Regions from separate parts of the Homo sapiens genome. Here region 2 is linked to region 1. A link is a loop called in an ENCODE intact Hi-C map of the cell type or tissue named here. Cell type or tissue: PC-9. All regions are shown on one strand.

The links. Peaks named below come from ENCODE experiments on the same cell type or tissue, not always from the same donor. Only the 100,000 strongest peaks of a DNase experiment are listed, where the experiment ranks them.
Region 2: it touches region 1 in a loop (5-fold over the local background); 10 of 110 quality-filtered maps call a loop at or near these places.

Annotation. Positions count from the first base shown.
Region 1 is chr5:36,869,330-36,871,829 of GRCh38, reverse strand. It overlaps NIPBL-DT (NIPBL divergent transcript), which reads left to right. Exons shown (of 1, transcript NR_046262.1): 1 at 1-469. Among named protein-coding and RNA genes, the nearest start is that of NIPBL-DT, 6.1 kb to the left of the region's middle. In PC-9, CTCF peaks have their summits at 1,007 and 1,207 (motif pointing right); a DNase peak (open chromatin) is centred at 1,189.
Region 2 is chr5:34,918,157-34,920,656 of GRCh38, reverse strand. BRIX1 (biogenesis of ribosomes BRX1) reads right to left here. Exons shown (of 10, transcript NM_018321.4): 2 at 2,182-2,293; 3 at 774-817. It also overlaps a transcript of TTC23L not described here. Among named protein-coding and RNA genes, the nearest start is that of BRIX1, 3.7 kb to the right of the region's middle. In PC-9, a CTCF peak has its summit at 1,326; no DNase peak of the experiment used is centred here; H3K27ac peaks cover 1,038 bases.

The DNA of each region.
Region 1 (2,500 bases):
ACATCACAGATGGTAAGGGTATGTGTTTTTAAGTAAACATTTGTTCATGTGTATATGTGTTAGATTACCTTGTAAAACATATTCCTTATTGTGGGTTACAGGCCAAAAAAAGTGTTTGTTTTTGTTTTTAAAAATCTACAGTTCAGATTTTCCTTAGAAAATGGGGAAAAAAGGAATGTTAGAAAGATCTGACTGCCTATGAACTAGTGAAGGATTTTAGAGGAAGTACCAGGCTATTTTAGAGATCTGATACTGGTTTCAGAAAGGTAATCTTAAGGCAAAGGGTAGGAAATAAAGTTATGTTGTTAGTAGAAATGTCAAATACGGTTAAAGTTGTGAGGAGGAATTATTTTCCTAGTGGACCTACATTTGTTGTGTGTAGATCTGTGACTATTACTGATCTGTTGTAGCACATTTTCCAATCTAAAATGTCCGATACAGCACAATAATAAACATGGGGCAGAATATATGTTTGTTTCTATTTCTTCCCACCTTCCCTTCAATCTTAAAACAAGTGTTTATTAATAAGTCAGACCAAAGCAAATTTCTATCTTTCACAGAGTAATTATCATAGGAACAAATTACTCCCTGAAAATGGTGGAAACTTCTTTCTCCCTCCGAAAAATAAACTTTCAATAAGTGTTTTCTCTCTAGCCAAAGTAAATAAGTTCTTAAATAGGTAACTCTCATTTGCCATCCAACTCATTCTATATATTTAAATAAATGTACTTACACTTGTGTATAGGATTTAAAAGGGGGAAACTTAAGAAGGAAGAAATTGTGTATAGAATTTAAAAAGGAGGCATTATATTGCATGAGTAGAATGAAAAGTATCTAACCAGAAAGCAAATAAGTTAAGGATTATATTATACTGAAATATTTTAATACAATTTAAATATTTCATTACTCTTTCACTTTATTTGCTATTTGTAGATTTCAGTATTGTAATGTTGGCAAGTCTATTTAAGACGGCATTAATAAAAATTTTGTTTTTCAGGCATGTGATACCAAGTCCCTTTCCATTATAGATAAGTAAGGCCTAGGTTGGTTAAAACCTTAGCTAAACACAAAATTTGCTAGAGAATCAACATATAAGAAGCTCTAACTCCAAGCTTATTCACCCCAGATATTTCACCAATGTTAACACATACCCTATTGAACTAAGAAAGGAATTATATTACTAACCAGCAGAGGGAGCCAAGTCAATCATGAAAGGTAGGAGTATAAAGGAACATCATATGACTTCCTGTTTTGAATTTAACTGTATGGCCCCTGCTCACTTTTTGAGTTTACCAAAAAGACAGTCATAAGGAGAGAAAGGCGACCAATGTATCAAATAAGGATACAGTGACAATTATAACTTAGAATTACCTTGCAGGAAATAAATTGGAAGAAAAATTGAATGCAGAACTATACAAGTGAAATGTCTCAGTATTATAACCCAAGATGGAAAAACCATGGAAAACAGTACCTTAATGCCATGATGAATTGCTAGCCAAATGTAACAGTGAATATTTCTTAATAATTCCATTTTCACTTAAAGTTGAAATTAGGCCATAAATAGACACATTTTAAAACTATAAAGTTGTACATCAAATTTATGTGCATTTAATCTAAGAAATAAGGGATAAAATTTAATAAAAAATTATTACAGTGAATTAATAAGGACATGATTTTTCAGCTTAAAATTAGAGAACAGAATTGTTTCCACTACTGTTTATAAACACAACAAATAAAGTAATATCTGTTTTGTGAGAGATGTTTGGAGGAATCTAGTAGCTAAGTGATTATGTCAGTTTATTTAATTTTGTCTAAGAACTTCAAAATGCCTGATAGAATGGGTGCATATTGAATGAATAGATGTGATCTATATATTATTTGAAGTAAAAGTATAAGAGCTGAGCGTTAGCTAACTGCATCAAAATAAATGTAAAGACCCAAACATTTTTAGTTGAATAACCAAATGAATTAGCTAGTCTAGCCCCTTACTCGTTTCAAGGTTTGTGGAAACATACCATATATACTTTTACTCATGTGTTTATTCCTTTCAAAAATATACTTCTTAAGCACTATCTCCATAGGACGTGGAGCATATCTTCATTATGAAGTAGACAAACTTCTTAAATTTTATTGAAAGATTTAATTTCATTGATATATGAACAATCATACAAATTCAGTATGCCACCAGTGATTTCAAGAAAGTGATACTTAGAAGCAAATCATTTATGGGACTAGACTGCCTTTGTAGGACTAACAAATTAGGCACAAGATTAGAAATTATAGTTTAATAGTCATGCAGCTGGAGGCTACACGATTCTGACCCTCCCTAACCTGCTCCTAAGATCAGTGCTTGAGATATTCTGCAGACCCTGCACTTGATGGATCAGCTGGCACCACCCAGATCAATAAACTGGCTCATCTGATCTTGTGGCCACCACCCAGGAACTGATTCAGAGCAAGAGGACTGCTTCAATTCCCTATGATTTCATCTCCAACCCAA
Region 2 (2,500 bases), 2.0 Mb after region 1:
GTAGCCTCAGCTGTCCAAAACCTATAACCTGCTTTATTTCTCCTGTCTTTACTTGAAATTATAAACCTTGTTTATGGCCTGTCTCCATTAGAATGTAAGTTCCATAATGACAGGGACATTGCTCTGTTGAACAGTTTCTACAGCACATAGAATAATGTGGTATTACAGCAGAGGTTCAAAAATTTGTGCTCTAAAGAAGGCTAATAGTGAAAAAATGATCCTAATTCTTCTAAGTTTTGAAAATTTTGCTTTAAAATGTAAATTTATGTTCTGTGCTTCCAGAGGTTAAAAAAAATACCTAAGTGTAGTATCTTAAACAATACTTTGAAAATGTAACCTATTCAGTTTGTAATACCTTAATAGCCAGTTCCACACAAATCACTTTTAATACTGGCAAAACACTTTTTACCATGTGGGTTTTATATATATATATGTTTAATGGACTTATTTTACTTTATATATGTTGACTGATAATTTTTTGAGTACCTACTATGGATTTAGCATAATACTAGACACTACAGGGTTAAAAAATGGGACATAATCCTTCTCCTGAGGAAATTTCAATATGCTTGTTCAGACAAAACAAACAGAAATGAATGAAGCACTAAACTGTGAGAGATAAAAATTTGGAAGACCAGTTATTGAAGAGTTAATAAAATGTGTCTGAATAGTTTTTACAAAATAATTTTTAAAGTCACTGAATGACTTAGTTTTGAAATAAGCCACTGTTAACATTTTAAAAATATTTTGTTGCAATTACTTTCCAAAATTACCTCGTTAATCACAAATAGCTTATCCTTACGATCCATTTTAGTATCTAGAAAAAGAAAAAAAAGAAAAAGCAAGTAAATTAAAGGTGATTTCAAAGTTATTTCAATCAAACCACATATGCTATCCAGAAAATAAAGTGTTTTTACACTCTTCAGTTTAAAGGAGATTTTATTACTAATTTTCAAAACAAGAGCTGGAAACAATCGCTCAAAAATCTTGACTCTTTGTAAATGTAAAGAAAATAAGTAAAATATAGTCTGTAAGAATTAGAAATTATAGTGTAAGCAGTGTTTCTCAATATTTAGGTATTCTAGGAATCCTTTTCAAAAATGGGAAAATTCTCACAAACCAAAGACTGTGTTAAAGGAAACCAGTTTCAATGAAAATATCTTTCACTTTTTAATCTTAGGTGTCAAAGAAAACTGACTTTATGCCCGTGTAACAAACCTGCACATATACTCCTTGAATCTAAAATAAGTTAAAATTTTAAAAATAAAAAACAAAAAACAAAAAAACCCCAAAGCACCTCTCAACATAAGCACAACAACAGCCATATGATGGCGCTGCCACTCCACTGTTCCAAACTTTTTTTTTTTTTTTTTTTTTTTTTTGAGACAGGGTCTTGCTCCTTGCCCAGGCTGAAATGTAGTGGCGCAATCACGGCTCATGACAGCCTTGAACTCCTGGGCTCAAGCCATCCTCCTGCTTGAGACTCCTGAGTAGCTGGGACTGCAGGCAAGTGACCCCCTCACTTGGCTAATTTACTTTACTTTTTTCATTTTTTTTTTTTTTTATTTTGTAGAGACAGGGTTTCACCATGTTGCCCAGGATGGTCTGGAACTCCTGGACTCAAGTGTTCCACCCACCTCGGCCTCCCAAAGTGCTGGGATTACAGGCATGAGCTACCATGCCCGGCCATACTGTTCTTGCCTGTAAAATAACCCACTGCTTAAAAATAAATAAATAACCTGGCATTTAGAAATAGGCTCTGACTCCAACTTAAAAAGTGCTTTGAATTCTATCCCAGGTCCATTTTTCAATAAAAACAGTTAAAAAAAAAAAAAAAAAGGCCCAAAAAGCAACATGTGGCAGTCCTTAGCACTTAGGACAAACCATCCCACCTATCTCAGGACCTTCAGAAGCATTACAGTGAAGGCATTCCTGGACCTTCAAGAAATGTTTCAATAATATTAGGACACCTGTTTTAAAAAGTAAAGAATCTACCTAATGAAATCTAAAGAATTTCTTACGAAATGTTAACTGGAAAAATTGTGGCACTTGAAAGGATAAAAGGCATTGTGTTTTTTTCGTGAGAACACTGAACAAATGAAGAATATATAAAATAAGTGAAAACATAAAAATAGGTAAGTTTATAGATAGAAATTTCTAAAGTATATGATATAAAGGCACCTGCTTTAGAATGAGGCATCAACATTCTCAAGTCCTGCATTAAATGTCTTGTTCTAAAATTTATTCCTCTGGAAGAAAAGATGAGAATCCGTTCCTTATTTTTCCACTTTCCCTAAAGAAAAAGAAAATGTTAAAAGATTTTAAAATCTTATACTGAACTGATCTTGTTTTGTGACAGGGTCTCACACTGTTGCCCAGGCTGAAGTGCTCACGGCTCACTGCAGTTTCAAGTTCCTGGGCTCAAGTAAGTGATCCTCCCACCCCAGCATCTACAGTAGCTGGAGACTACAGGCATGTGCCACCATGTCCAGCTAGTTTT